Regions from separate parts of the Homo sapiens genome. Here region 2 is linked to region 1. Evidence: chromatin loops called from intact Hi-C (ENCODE). Cell type or tissue: endothelial cell of umbilical vein. All regions are shown on one strand.

Region 1 (8,000 bases):
GCAAAGTATGCATCATTTGAGCTTCCAGGTTGTTCTATCTACATGCCAAATTGCAACACGAAGACTTAATGAACAGGCATTCCCCCTCCCACGCCACCCCCACCCCTGCTAATTGTTCTTTTGGCAGCTGATTGTTCAATACATTCTATTTTGTATGATCTCTTGAGGTAAATGGTTGAAAAAATCTGTTAGGTAAATAGTTAAGAGAAAACGTTTTTCCTCTTTCTCAAACCAACAGCTTGAGTCCTTCTTATTAAATGTATTTAATTTTTTAAAACTTAGCCTGTCTTGTCTTGAATGATATTTGAGTGTATCTAATGCCTTATTTATAAAACTATACACTGTTGTTTTCTGCATTTATTAGCAACCTTGCATTGAAAGAATTCCATTTACTTTTGAAAAGATATAATGAAGACTCATGAAAGGTCTCAAAATCAGATTTATTTGAAAGTTATTTCCCTTCTTGATTTTGTGAAATCAGAACAGCAAAGTGTCCTTCACTGTGACTCTCCTTCTTCCAGTCCTGAATGGGGAGCTTACAGGAGGGGCCTTCCGAAATGGGCGTCGAGCATGCCTGCCAGCTCCTTGTCCTGACACCAGTAACATTAACCTGTGGAATATCTTGAGGAACAACATTGGTAAAGACCTGTCTAAAGTCTCTATGCCTGTGGAGCTAAACGAGCCGCTCAACACCCTGCAGCACCTCTGTGAGGAAATGGAATACAGCGAGCTCCTGGACAAGGCTTCGGAAACTGATGATCCATATGAGCGCATGGTAATAAATAACTAACAGAGCAGCGCCCCTCAGGGATTTGCCAACCCTAGACCTGGGCTAAGCCAGAATTCATTATGATATATTTGGCATTTGCATAATATTCTTACTGCATAGTAAAAGAGGAATTGATCTGTTTGCATAAATCCGGCAAGGCCAAAACCTCCCAGATACCAACACAGGAAGACACACTTTTTGTGCCTTATCCTTGGTCTAGAGTGTTTCTAAAGTTAAGGTGTAAAGGTCTCATACTCCTTAGAGGTTGAAGGCACACCTTGCCTCACTTTATCAGTTTTTCCTGAATGTCAGGATAGCCCATCTGTTCAGGAACTTAGGTCTGAGAAAATAACTTCTGTTTATACTTCACCCTTTATCCCATATGGCTGTGGGAAACATGCCATGCCCTCTGAAAAGCACCCGCAACCACAATCCTCATGCACATGAGGCTAAGATCATGCCTGTGGCAGAACCAATAAGCTGGGTTTCAGAACCTTTGAACTCTGTGATACTCATGACGTTGGATGGAAGGGTGAAAAATGCTTCACCTCAGTGGCCTGCTGGTTTCTGTGCGAGTGGTTTTACCTAATCTTACCTATTTTTTTCCCCATGAGTTGATAAAAATTCTGTACAGACAATAGAAAATGCAACTGTCATCAAATCAACACCCATCCACATGAGGTGTGTAAAATCTAGAGGGATGAGGAACAAACAGACCCAGCAGTCGTCTCTCCTATATTATTCCCTTTTCTTCAATGTTTTAACAGGTTCTCGTTGCCGCATTTGCAGTTTCAGGATACTGCTCCACCTATTTCAGAGCAGGAAGTAAGCCATTCAACCCAGTCCTTGGGGAGACTTATGAATGCATTAGAGAAGACAAGGGATTCCGCTTTTTCTCAGAACAGGTAAGCGCCACTGGACTCAGTGAGGTTTCTATATAGGTAAGAGGACAGTTCGGTGATGAAAGCACCATTTCGATAACAATCTGTTGGGATGGGTTATGATACCAGTTGTGAATTCGAAGTATCTGAGACAGGTCTTAATCAGTTTAGAAAGTTTATTTTGCCAAGGTTAAGGACACACCCATGACACAGCCTCAGGAGGTCCTGACAAAATGTGTCCAAGGTGTTCTGGACACAGGTTGGGTTTATACATTTTAGGGAGATATGCACCATCAATCAATATATGTAAGATGTACATTGATTCTGTCCAGAAAGGTGGGACAACTTGGAAATGGAGACTTCCAGGTCATAGGTAGATAAGAAAGGTTGCATTCTTTTGGGTCTCTGATCAGCCTTTCACTGAATACACAATTTACATGTGAGAGGGTGGTAGAGAGAGAGTCACTTATGCCTCAGTCTCACTCTGTGAATCTGCATTTTTACATAGACAGTAGGGCAGAGGAAGTAATCAGATATGCATCTCTCTCAGGTGAGCAGAAGGATGACTTTGAGTTCTGTCAATCCTTTGTCCCATACCTGTGAAGATAAGCTATCAATGTACATTGCCAGGTTGAAATTCAACAGAACTGTTTTAGGGTAAAGATCTTGAGGCCCACAAAGAATTTCCTTGTGGGCAAATTGTGAGGGAGAGAGGTAGCCTTTTTAAAAAAAAAAAAAAATCTTTGTAGCTATCTTTTTTAGGAATAAAATGGGAGGCAGGTGGTCCTGAGATTTATTTTCTTTTCACACAGTTAAGAAAACTAACACAAGAACAGAAAACCAAACACCGCATGTTCTCACTCATAAGTGGGAGTTGAACAATGAGAACACATGCACACAGGGAGGAGAACATCACACACTGGGGCCTGTTGGGGGGTGGCGAGCAAGAGGAGGGATAGCATTAGGAGAAATACCTAATGTAGGTGATGGGTTGATTGGTGCAGCAAACCACCATGGCACGTGTATACCTGTGTAACAAACCTGCACATTCTGCACATGTATCCCAGAACTTAAAGTATAATTAAAGAAAGGAAGGAAGGAAGAAAGAAAGGAAGGAAGGAAGGACGAATTCACTTCACTTATGGGCATTATTTCCCCTCTAAATTGTATAAGTTCTCAGTGTTTTTAAAGCATGAAGTCTTACAGATTTACTTATACATTTTGAGAATAATTCAGTAAGAGAAATGGATGACCATGTGGAAGTCTTAACACTGATACTGCCTTTTTTTTGTTTTTAATTACCAGGTTAGCCATCATCCACCCATTTCTGCCTGTCACTGTGAATCAAAGAATTTTGTGTTTTGGCAAGGTTTGTATTTCAATTATAATTTAAAATCAAATGTATGAGCCTATGAAAAAATATCTGGCTTCCAAAGGGACACTGTATTCAGTTTAGATTTCTACCTTTGGAACTCAGCAAATGTTAGTAATTGGTGCAGAGCTCATTTTGAGAAATCAAAATTCCTGGTTTCAACATGAAACAGTTTCAGCTAGGAGATGAGATTGCTTATCTTGGAAACAATGCTGTATGGAATAGCAGAGCTCCATGCGGACTGTGCCGGTGGAGAGCCACCACCTTATCTCATGTTCCTTATTGTCTGCATCTGTAACATGGAGGTTCCATCTGCTGCCTTCTTGGTTCTTCGGGGTGTGCAAAGACATTTTAATTCTGAAGGAAGGCTCTATGACACATCATCAATGGTCATAATCTAAATAGATATGCAAACATTACAGTAATTCCTGGCCTTTAACTCACTGGGGCTCCAGAGTTTGGATTGAAGTCTCTACTGAGTTAAGTCAGAATGTTACAAGCTTGCCTAATACAAAAAAGTTTCTAAACTCCTTTACAAAGAAAAGAATATTTATGTAAATGTGAACATTAAGTGTAAATAGTTCCTTCGTGTTTGGAAGGGTGCTTCATTACTCACAGAATGACTTCTCATGAGCATTTTCTTAACCTGAAAATACATAAAAATGATAGAACACTGTAGCTGTACTTTATTACAAAAAGATGACAGATCATTTCTTGGTCATCACCAAGAATCAGGCATCTTGTGGAGATGGCACGAAGTTCCCATAGTTCATCAAAATGGAACCAGGTGGTTATCACAAATGCACAAATAAATCTAAGTTTCCATACGTAAAACATAAAGCCATCGTGTGAGGTAAAGTGCTGGGCCCTGGTCTATATCTTAACAACCAGTATAAAAACATTCATTAAGTTAATCCCACTCTTTCATAAATCTTATTTTATAAATTTTATTTTATCTGTATTTGGAGATTTTTTTTAACTGTAATCCCAAATTATATGTCTTTGATATGGGGGGAAATGTATATATAAATTAATTGTATTGCTATACTCCAATTATTTTTAGTGTACATCTTATGCTTGATATATTTGTTAACTATTTTTACCACTTAGTTAAAACTTATAACAACCTTTATTGCTGTCTGGACATTAAAGCACAGTAGAGTCTATGTTTGTATGTAAAATGTGAATACACACACACAGACACACACACACACACACACACACACCGCACACACACTGTTCCAGGCTTCTCCCAGCTCTGTTAGTTGAAAACAAATAAAGAGCATATGTTATAGAGAAACATAGATAGTGGGGGTTTTTTTTAGTTTTGTTTGTTTGTTTGTTTGTTTATTTTTTGGTTCACAGTTAATATTTTCACCTTGGGCCATTTGCAGGCACTTGTCATACTAAATCAGCAATATAGAATCAGTTGTCATTCCAAAGTGTTTCATAAAGTGTAATACAAAAGTTAGTTTTTATAGAAGAGGTGATTAGATATGGGGTATGTATTTCTTGTCCTCTCCCTATGTCATTTAGATATCAGATGGAAAAACAAGTTCTGGGGGAAGTCGATGGAAATCCTGCCTGTTGGAACACTGAATGTCATGCTTCCAAAGTAGGTGACTCACACCTCCCTTTTGGCCTCTTGTCTGCTTTTCTAAATCATAAATGGGTATTTTAAACTCTAGAAGATGGTAAGGGTTTCTTTCTCTTTATACCCAAACTTCTGTTACCTTTGCCAAAGTTTTGAGAATAGACTCCCACAAAAACAAATGAGAACTTAAGCATATGTAGCAAAGCTTCCTGTTTATTTCTTCACATCCTCCATTCTTCAGTCAACACCACCAGGTACCTCCCATGGCCCAGTCATCATGCTAGTTTGATTGTATATAAAAGGTTCTCCTGTTTAGCCATTTCTTTGCTATACAATTCAGTTTCACTTTTGAGTTCATCTTAGATCCAGGGAGTATTTTATCAAAGAAGAGTGATGAAATCCTTTTATGGTTGTGTTCTAGAGGATACTGCCTCTAAATATTTTGAAATTAATTGGAATTTTTACTGAGGCCAAGGACTTGATTGTTTCTTCGGTTTTACCTATTTGAATGACAGAATTTCCAGATGAACTGGATATGGAAGAAGGTGAAGAGAGGGAGGTATTCCTAGGACCACAAAATAAACTTTGAATATTTGAACATGTAGGCCAGGCACGGTGGCTCACGCCTGTAATTCCAGCACTTTGGGAGGCTGAGGCGGGCGGATCACAAGGTCAGGAGATTGAGACCATCCTGGCTAACAAGGTGAAACCCCATCTCTACTAAAAATACAAAAAATTAGCTGGGTGTGGTGGCGGGCGCCTATAATCCCAGCTACTCGGGAGGCTGAGGCAGGAGAATTGTTTGAACCTGGGAGGCGGAGATTGCAGTGAGCCGAGATTGTGCCACTGCACTCCAGCCTGGGTGACAGAGCAAGACTCCATCTCAAAAAAGAAAAAAAAAAATGTATAAGGAAGAGAGTTTTCCTAGGTATATATGGTGCCTACATCATACCAATTCATAAACTTTGCAGAAACTTAGAAGCATCTTTTTTATGTTGATGTAACATTTCATTTGAAAATATATGTAACGTACAAACTTAAATGTGATTTGAAGCTATATCATTTCATTTCTTAGCAGAAATTCTGTAACCTTGTTCCCCAGAATTTGTAATAGATTTGTGCCATCTTAGTATGCTCTTCAGTCTTTTCCCGAAGAATTATTCACATCTGAGGTCTTAAACCTGGAGTACAAAACAGTGTTCCCAGAGTGATCTTTCTTCAGTGCACACTCTGTGGTGCCTCCCTCCTACCTGGAATCCTGCGGTGGCCCATTGCCTGCAGGGTAAATCTAGACTCCTTGGTACGTCCCTGCAGGCCTTCCCGGCTCTGCCTCATCACACCTTTCCTGCCTTGCGTCCTGCCACCCGCACTCACCTGGAGCACAGCATTCACAGGCCTGGATGCCTTGTGCCCTTCTGACCTTTGTGGCTCTGTGGATGCTTTTCCCCAGCCCATAGTGCCCTCTTATCTGCCATCTGTGCTTACACGAAACCCAGCCTCTTCTAAGGTGTCTTCCTTGACACTCATCCCACGTTCCAGGTAGATTGAAGGACTAAAAACTCTTCCTTCTGTGTTCCGATGATATGCATATTTTAAGTATTTGTTTGCATATCCATCTACCCTCCCATACTTCTGTCTCCAGAAAAGCAGGAACCAGGCCCTATTCCACTTTGTAACTTTAGCACCTGGCCCATAGAAAGCACTTAAATGTTCCTTAAGTGAATTAACCACATCGTAAATACTTAATGACCACAGAGAGAATTTCAAGACACAAATGGGAGGAGAATGAGGGAAAAGGAAGCTTTGGCCAAAGAATATTCTCATTAGCAGAAACAGTTATATGTGTTTGTGACCTTGGTTGTTTTTCATCAGTGTTACATTCTTCACTAGGTATGGAGATTACTATGTGTGGAATAAAGTCACCACTTGCATACACAACATCCTCAGTGGGAGAAGATGGATAGAACATTATGGAGAAGTAACCATCAGAAATACCAAAAGCAGTGTTTGCATTTGCAAACTCACATTTGTCAAGGTAAATACTATCATACAACAGTAAAGGAAAATGAGTATAAAATGCTTCTTAAAGAAGAAATAGAATAATCACCTTAAATAGCAGCAAGTGAATCTGTCCTGTATCATTGGTCCTTACGGACATTTTAGATAAGAAAGCAGAACAAACTGATAGAGTTTCTCAAGGCATGCAAGTTTCTGAACATATGGAGGTCAAAAAAGGCATCATCTAAAACAGAAAAAAAACACATGTCTTTTTAAAGAATTTTCTTTTGAAGTAGCCAGTCAGTTGTTCACTAAGTAAAATTCCAGAAAACACTTCTTGACTATAAATCTTCTGGTTTATATTTCTGTTTCTCTTCCTGCTTGATATGTGTTCAAGTGATCTGAATTTCGGGAACTCATTATAATGTTGTCATTTTCTGAAGACACTTGATGTAGTCATGTAGATGATCACCACCAGTCAGTACATGCTTATCCAACCCTGCCACTGTTATAATTCAAATAAGTTCAACAGGAAAAATTAGCCTCATTAACAAGAAAATATGTTGGGATAGAAACGCCCAAAAAGCACCATTTTCCCTCAGTTTCTCTGGTCTGAAGTGGAACATTCAGTATCACTGCCGTGTTTGTTTGGATGTGCTACAGAATTCAACATAGTATAGAAACCCCACCCAGCTACCATACCTGTTCAATTCATGATCCCATTCTAATATGGTAAACAGGTAACATATTGGAGTCTTAAGACTCTAATATTTTCTTTTCTCAGTTAAATCCTTTTAAGCCATATTGGAAGGTTGTATTTATTTTAATTGAGTGTCTTTATTTTAGCCCAAAATGTTTTCACTACCTTTTTTCTTAGAGACTCGTAAGGTACCTAGAACTGAAGAGCCAAGATCACTATGTGCTCTGGCTGGGTGATGATGTAAATATGTACATTTGGCTTTGTAGGCTATGAGAAGCTGCAGTGCAGTCCTGTCTCTAACACTTGCAGAGCCTGTATAATTAACTAAAATATGTAAATCAAGTCTGTAAGCTATAAAATAGAATATGCTCTATTTCTTTGCCTTGACAAATACACTTTTTATAACAAAGCCTGTGAGGCCAGGTTGGACCCTTCAGAACTCTGTGCTGTAACCCTGGCAATGTAGGACAGCCAGTCCTGGCCCACGGCCTTCCCTACTTTCTTCCCACCTCTGGCTCTGTTTTGACTGCAAGGGGCCTCATACACACATATACAGGCAGGCCAGCCCACACATCTAAGCTCTGTTCACACCCCCACAAACAACCACCCTTGGCCACTCTTCAGACCTAAAGGTGCACACGCTGGTGGGTGGTCTGCCCTTGGGTGCATGAATCCAAGGAAAAGGG
Region 2 (8,000 bases), 64 kb before region 1:
CCAGGTGTGCTGTGTAGACTTTTTTCAGCCACTGTTTCTAAAATTTTCTACTTTCATTCATTTTAAGGGTGCTTATATAGAGACCTACTGTTAATGCACTTCTGCATCTTTCAGTGAAGGCCAGATAATGGAGAAAGTAGTATAATTGCTACTTCTTCAGCCATGGCCTTTTGGCTTTGGTGATTTTAATATTTTATGCTAGTGCAAAGAAAAAACTGTTTTGAAGGAAAATCCACATGCATCTTCTGCTGCAGGCATTCAGAAGGATGCAATCTATGCCGCCATCACTGCTGTTGCCTTCCCATTAGAGAATATCTAGGCCATCTCTCTCAACTCACGTTGACAGCTCTCTCACCAAATTTTGATGTCCTGATCATGAGGTGATGCTGACCATGGTTACTGGGTTTGCTGGGTAACGTGATGGTCATGGAAGGCACGGCTTCCTCACTTCCAAAAGGGCTCCCAGGTGTCAGACACCAGCAAAGTGTTTGAAAGTCATCTTTCTGTGGCATGGGAATGCGTAAGATTCCTAGATATTTATTCCTGTAATGTTTATAACTGAGATGATAGCTGCTATTTATTGGGTGCCTACTGTGTGCCAGCCTTTGGGCAGCACTGTGCATACACTGGATGCCTACCCTGTGACTTGCAGTGTCTTGTAAGGTAGATATTATTATCCTCATTTTACAGATAGAGGACACTGAGGTTGAAAGAGGTTAATGGTTTGTCTACGTGTCATAGTAAATAGCAGATGAGGGTTGGTATGCTGGTCTGTAGAGCTGCAAAATTTATGTTCTTTTGTCTGCACCATACACCATACCCCCAAAGTAAAAGCTAGCTGACTTGCTCTCAGTTCTGGAAAATTACAAATTGTCTGGTTTGAGTGTGTTTTTGAAAATAAAATAAAATTAGAAATTGGAAATTAACTTGAGTGTGCTGTAAGGGTAACAAAGAAATTATCCCTAAGATTGTACCATATTTAAGAGTGCTATAATTTTTTCTTTTTTATTTCACTCATTTCTACTTCTCTATATCCACAGAAGATTGTGGTAAAGAATGCTTTGTGATATGTTCATTTATCAATTTGAAATTTCTGTTATTTTTGTCATTTGACATTAGCTTTCATGTTAATTCAGAAGGCCATATATACAAGCTTGACTCGAGTAAAATCTTGTCACCTTCCAACTCCAACCCTTAGTGACTGTGTGCCTCTCTTAATCTCTATATCCCTTTATCTGGTCAGTCAGGCAGATCATTAAATAGTCATTATTCAAAGGCTTGTGAAGATGGAATGCAATAATTCATGTAAAGCATAGAGATAGGAATGTAAAAACCAGTAACTATTAACTGCCATTGTCATCATTATCATCAACACTATCCTACAGAAGTTACTAGTACCACTGAAATAGTGTTGCTACGTTCAAAGTAGCAGCTATAACTAGAAGAGATACATGCGAGATAGCTGAAAGCTTGAAGAACGTACTTTAGAAATTCCTAAATTATTTTGGATATTTTTCTTTGAAAATATTTTGGGTAATCTGTGAATATAAAAATAGCTTAGCTAAGATAGTTAGGTGAACAATTTCAATGGAGTTAACATTCAGAGAGCAGTGGACCAATTCTCTTTACTACTGTCCTAAATTTATAGAAAAAGTGAGTCTGTAAAGAAATTTGTAGCCTCAGTCTAAAACATTTCCAGCAATGTCTTTATATCTTTGTAATGAAATTTAAGTAAGTAAATGACAAGATCCCTATTCAACAGATCTCCTGGACTCTCATTTTGAGAATCACGTTTCTCTCCGCGTGAGTTGCACCAAACCATTCAGCTATTATTAAGTGTCTCATTGTCTGTCTGTTTACCTATGTCTTTGATACCAAGTAAACTAGACTACAGTCATGTTGGCACATTTCCACTTGCTGCTCAGGAGGTATTGAGATCAATGAACACTAACCTGAGGAGCATATTTTTACCAAATTAAAGAGCTACAGTGAAATATGTGTTCCAGGTTCCTGGTTTTAAGCTAAATATGCATCAGTTATCTCTGATCAGGGGAAACAGAGGGCGGGTAAGTACTTCCACCTTCTCTGTGTGTTCTAAGTTCCTTAAAAAACTGACCTGGAAATTAACTTATAATTTTAGCATTTGAGAGGAAACTTGATTTTAGAAGAATAATTAACTGGTTTACATAACCCTTTATTTAACTTGCTTACATAATGTGTGTAACACCTTGAAAGTAGTGGCATGTGTTTCCAATTCACTCTGAAAGAATATGAAAACAGCTATCTTGTGAAGAAAAGTACAAAAATTATACCACAAATTATGATCTTAAAGGAAGCCTTATGAAAAGAACTGATTTTTATAACTGAAGATGTCATGAAATTAAATTTGATGTGTTCCCTAATGACTACTCATAGCTTTAAATTGAATAAGTAAGAGTTCTGTGATTAATCCGCTAGATTTTCCTGTTTTAAAACTTAGGCTTTTTAACTGTTTTCAAAAGTTCTATCCTATTGGAGCATGATTTTTATAATTCCAAGATAGGCTGGGTGCAGTGGCTCACGCCTGTAATCTCAGCACTTTGGGAGGCCGAGGCGGGTGGATCACAAAGTCAAGAGATCGAGACCATCCTGGCCAACATTGTGAAACCCCGTCTCTACTAAAAATACAACCGGGCGTGGTGGCACGCACCTGTAATCCCAACTACTCTGGAGGCTGAGGCAGGAGAATCTCTTGAACCCGGGAGGCGGAGGTTGTAGTGAGCTGAGATTGTGTCACTGCACTCCAGCCTGGCGATGGAGCAAGACTCTGTCTCAAAAATAATAATAATAATTCCAAGATAAAGCTGGAAGGTAATTGATTGCTGAAGGACTGTTCTCTGCAAATTAGCACTAAAAAATTCCACACATTTTTGACTGGCTTCAGTGTGCAGATTGTTGTGCTAGGATGGGGTGGATTACGGGTAGAGAAGATGGAATTCCAGGATGAAGATGAGCTTGTCCCCACCTTCAAGGAGCACTCAATCTAGCTAGAGGCCAGGACTGGGTATGGTCAGTTTAAACTGTCTTCTTTATAGCTGCTGGTGTAAAAAAATACAACATTCAATTACTTAGATATTTCATTTAAAATAACAAATTGCTTGGTATATAATTACATAACTTTAGGGTTATGCTTTTTTTAAAACCATGAGTTTGGAGAAAATTCAAGGTAGTGGATTAATTTTTTATTATTGAATAGACAATGATAGGTTCTAGACTCGTGAGTTTCTACAAGAGCTGTTGGCTTCTTCATTGTCATCCTGGAGGTTACATGGAATAGCTTATTTTTTGAAGCTAGTTACAATTACAATAATGGGTAGCAGCTGGTAGTTTTCTAAATTGTCCTTTAACTTTTTCAGTAACAAATACATACATTAGTGATAATAAAAATATTCATTTACTTGCTATGTCTCACTAAATGTTTTTTATGATTCTCTGGGCTTTGACAAATCAACAGAATTTAGGGTTTAGATATATTGTGCTATATTTGAAGTGATTGAACTTCTTATTTTTCTTCCATAATATAAACTGTTTTGTAACATCAAATGGAGAAGAGACTAATATTGTTTTCTTTGTGCTAGGTACTGTGGTAGGTATTTTACAGTTGTGGGTCCTGGTTTGTGTGGTTGCTAACTAACCCTTCTGACCCACATAATTCTGGCAACATCTTAAGTATCCCCTCGTATCTATACAGGAAAAATTTATTTCCATCACACTTCAAATATACCACATTGATTTCTATATCTATGGCTTGACTTGGAAGTTAGGGGATTTAATTTCCTTTCCCTAGCTTAGTTACTTTATTTCCTGCCTACATAGTTACTAAGGTCAAGTTTCTTTCCAGGTTTTGTTTTTCTTACCACGTTTTTTTGGAGGTGGGGGAAACAGTTGGTGATGTATCTGTGTTTTATTGCCCAGCAACCTGAAAGGATGGGGATCGGGGAGAGTCGTTAAAGAGAAGCTCAGATCAGAGATACCTGACTGGAAGATTAAAGTAAGCAAAAGCAGTAGCCACATGAAACAAGGTTAATATGTGGGCTTACAAAGAAGTCCTAACCATGATTTGGTCTTTTGTATGATAAGAACTCTTTCTAGAATATAAGCATCATAAGAGTAGTTCTCTTGTCTGTTTTGTTCTCTGTGGCCCTGTCATCTGTGCCTGGCAAAGTGTAGGTGCCTAATAATGACATGTTGATAAATTGAACTATGAATGAATAAATAACGTATTTCACTGGTAGTTTCTGGTCTTGTACTTTATTATATTTATTTGAATGAAGTTTTTTGTTGATATTCTATTAAATAGTGAGGGAGAAACTTGCTACTAAAGTGTGTAATTTCTAAATGGTTATTTCAAAAATTACGTTGGAAACTTCTTTTCCTATGGAAAATTATCTCAAAGTATAAGGTAATTTATTTGTTGGTGGGGGAAGCATTTTATATCTCTGTAATACAGTGACACTTGTATCTTTGATCTTTACAGTGACACTCGTATCTTTGATCTTTATTAGCCATGGTTCTTTTTTAGAAAAATCACCTCATGCATTTAAAAAAAAAAAAAAAAAACCTTTAAAAAAAATCTTTGTAGTCTTTACAGTAGGGAAGTTTCGCTCTCATGTATTTGAAGAGTGCATGAAACAAGATTTGTTTCCTTCTTTTATGCTTTCATAATGTGCCAAGATAGTGAAGTATTCTTAATGAGTAGATTTATGTAATTTAGGTTAAGGCATGTACTTTTTTTCCCCCGCAAGGGCTTTAATATAATTGCAAAATTCCGCTTTAGAAAGATCATATCTAATTTATATTTTCTTTCTTCCAACCCCACTTCATTCTTGAATCTGATGGGTAAAAGAAATTATTATTTTGATTCTCTTTTTGAATACTTCTAAGTTAGAACATCTTTTCAAATGTTTTACATGTGTTAACTATTCGTGTACTTCACCCATTTTTCTGTTGAAATTTTATCTTGCTAATATATAAATGCTCTTTGTAAAAGACACCTACCGTTTATGGTATTTGGTGAATTGTTTTCTTCTCTGTGCGTTTTTGTAAGAAACTTTAGAGACTGAAGGGTGTGAAGGCTCTGGATTTTTATTTATTTATTTATTTTTGTGATGGAGTTTCCTTCTTGTTGCCCAGGCTAGAGTGCATTGTGCAATCTTGGCTCACTGCAACCTCCGTCTCCCAGGTTCAAGCGATTCTCTTGCTTCAGCTTCCCAAGTAGCTGGAATTGCAGGCTTCCATCACCATGCCGGGCTAATTTTTGTATTTTTAATAGAGACAGGGTTTCACCAAGTTGGCCAGGCTGGTCTCAAACTCCTGACCTCAAGTGATCCGTCTGCCCCAGCCTCCCAAAGTGCTGAGATTACAAGCATGAGCCACCATGCCTGGCCGCCACTGGATTTTTTAAGGTAGACCTTTCTTTTTGTCTGTTGCTATTCCCAGTTGGAGAGATGAGCAAATATTTCTATGTAAGCCTGATTAGTCTAAGTAGAAGGTGTGTCTTTGTCATAAAGTTGTAAGTTTTCTTGTGTGTATCATAAAATTTTTCGAGAGATATTCCTCTGACTCTCCAAGACTGAAACCGGCACTGCAGCAGCAGTTCAGCAGCAAATCTAGAAGAGGAGGGGAAAATCCTGTGCCGACATATTTTTCTGTCTGTTGCTGCTATCTTTGGTCTTTTCAGGAACTTGCCATTTTTAACATAGCTCACTGTTTTGACTGTGTTGTGTATGATTTCATCCCCATGCACATTCACATGAAAAGTGAGTTGTCTAACCCTGGGCTATGTTTTCATTTATTTTCAGAGTATTCACATACTGGAGAGGACTGCTTCCTCTAGCACCGAGCCCTCTGTAAGTCGGCAATTGCTAGAACCGGAGCCAGTCCCCCTCTCCAAGGTCAGTGATGAAATGCGGTGCTTTCTCTGCTGGCATGATGCCTGCTCTGGGGCCAATTGAACTGTGAATAACGTTTACACCTGACTCCCCTAAAATACTTGTGATGCCACTTGTAGGCAACTCTTTGCACTTTTTCTGCTTCCAAGGAGTAGAGTTTCTCTGCCCTTTATAAGAGAGAACAGAGAATGTATACTTTGCTGGGATTTGTAGGGTTACATTCAAAGGTCCAAAATTCTGTTTAAGGGAAGAAGGAAAAAGAAGCTATTGCCTTCCCTGTTGGAGATAAACAAATATTTCTATGCCCAGCTAATGGAAAAGAAAAAAAACTGCATCCAGCAATAAAAATAATAACAGCTACCATTATTGCCCATGTACTGCATCACCGGACACTATGAGAAGTATTTAAATCTATTATCCCATTTAATATAGTTCTCATAAACAGCTCCACACAGTGTAGGTATTTATCACATTTTACAAATATGGAAACTGAGAGTTAATAACTTGCCCATAGTAAAAACATAAATAAATAAGTAAATAAGCTATCAAGGATTATAGCAGAGCAAGAATTCAAACTTAGACTTGTCCAACTCCACAACCAATGCTTGTCAGCTCTTCCCAAGCTGCAAGGTAAAATAGAACCTATGCGGAGGGACTGTTGTATATTCTGGCTTCTAGGCTCCTTCTCACATCTGGCCTTCCTAGCAATGAGCTCGTGAGAGAACACTGCAGATTATTTAGAAGACCTTTTCTGTGTCATGGGAGCCAGTGTTCCCTCCCCTTCAGCCTGCTCTTCCTCAGACTGGGGAAAATTAAATTCACGTATGTCTAAAATGTAAAAATGATAGGGAAAAGTTGGAAAGATACCATCCTACTCCTGCCCATCCCTCCCTGAGATTTTCAATGGGCTTCCTCCTTTATTGAGAAATTCTGAAAATAGAATGCATACAGACTTTGAATTCCAGTATAAAAATAGCACTTTATACCCAAAGACGGTTAACTTCTAAATATGTAAAACTGATCATTACACCTTGCTTTTCTATATTAAACATAATCCTTTTAGAAAAGAACACTTTACTACCCAACTGTATGGAATATATACACTTGAACCTCTTTAAACTGTAAAGATATGACAAGCTATAAAGTTTGTTCTATCAGACAAGAATAGACTGCTAAACCATGGAAAGCAGGGAGTTATTAAACTATAAAACATAAGTGGTCTGACTTCCATTTGAATAGCGAGTACAGACTGTATACCTGGTAAATATAATATGACTAGTAATCTCTTTGAAATAGCAATTCTCTCTTATAGTTAGCTAAAGGAAATAGAGAACAAATAAATAAAAGGGCAATGGAAAAAGGTAGCTAAAATTTATTGAGCACCTACTTTACGCCAGGCACTGGATTAGAACATGTATTATCTCACTTAATCAGCCCCCAACTCATTGAAGTACATATCAATATTGTTCTCACTTTACTGATAATTATGGCATAGTTTTCCGGCATGAAGGCCCCAGCTTGGTCAAACAGCAATTCTTCCTAGAAGGAGGTGGCTGTTAGCCCAGCTCACAGCAGATGGGGCTTGGGTCCACTGGCTTGATATAAAGGAATCTGGGTAGGGTACAAACAGCATCTACTTCCCATTACTTCTCCATGTTGTTGCCCACTTAGATCTTGCTGTAGGACTAATAAACCCTGGTTGTGTTTCTGTGTCAGTAGACACCACATCTCTTGGGGCCTCATGAAATCAGAGGGCCATATCTAACCCAGGTACCATCACATCTCACCATCTCTCAGCCCCTTTGAGAGATGGGCTTCCTGGGCACTGATTAGTGGTGGAAGAATTTTTTTTTTTTTTTTGAAGTACACATTGTCCTGATCAGGATTTGTTCCAATCCTAAGCTTGATGCATTCACCTGCTAAAGCATTTTTATGTACCCACACACATGCACACTCACCCACATACATCTGCAAACGTGTGCACATACAGTTTACCCTTCAGAAAGGAAATGTCTCTGTTTTTTCCAAATGAAAAAACTTGGGCGATTATGACATTACTGTCTGTTCTTA

The links. Peaks named below come from ENCODE experiments on the same cell type or tissue, not always from the same donor. Only the 100,000 strongest peaks of a DNase experiment are listed, where the experiment ranks them.
Region 2: it touches region 1 in a loop (5-fold over the local background); 2 of 110 quality-filtered maps call a loop at or near these places.

What each region holds. Positions count from the first base shown.
Region 1 is chr2:178,382,503-178,390,502 of GRCh38, forward strand. OSBPL6 (oxysterol binding protein like 6) reads left to right here. Exons shown (of 25, transcript NM_032523.4): 16 at 1-5; 17 at 522-775; 18 at 1,537-1,674; 19 at 2,956-3,019; 20 at 4,559-4,637; 21 at 6,507-6,651. Among named protein-coding and RNA genes, the nearest start is that of CHROMR, 27 kb to the right of the region's middle. In endothelial cell of umbilical vein, no CTCF peak of the experiment used is centred here; a DNase peak (open chromatin) is centred at 4,679.
Region 2 is chr2:178,318,337-178,326,336 of GRCh38, forward strand. It overlaps OSBPL6 (oxysterol binding protein like 6), which reads left to right. Exons shown (of 25, transcript NM_032523.4): 4 at 5,841-5,933. Among named protein-coding and RNA genes, the nearest start is that of CHROMR, 91 kb to the right of the region's middle. In endothelial cell of umbilical vein, no CTCF peak of the experiment used is centred here; a DNase peak (open chromatin) is centred at 3,945.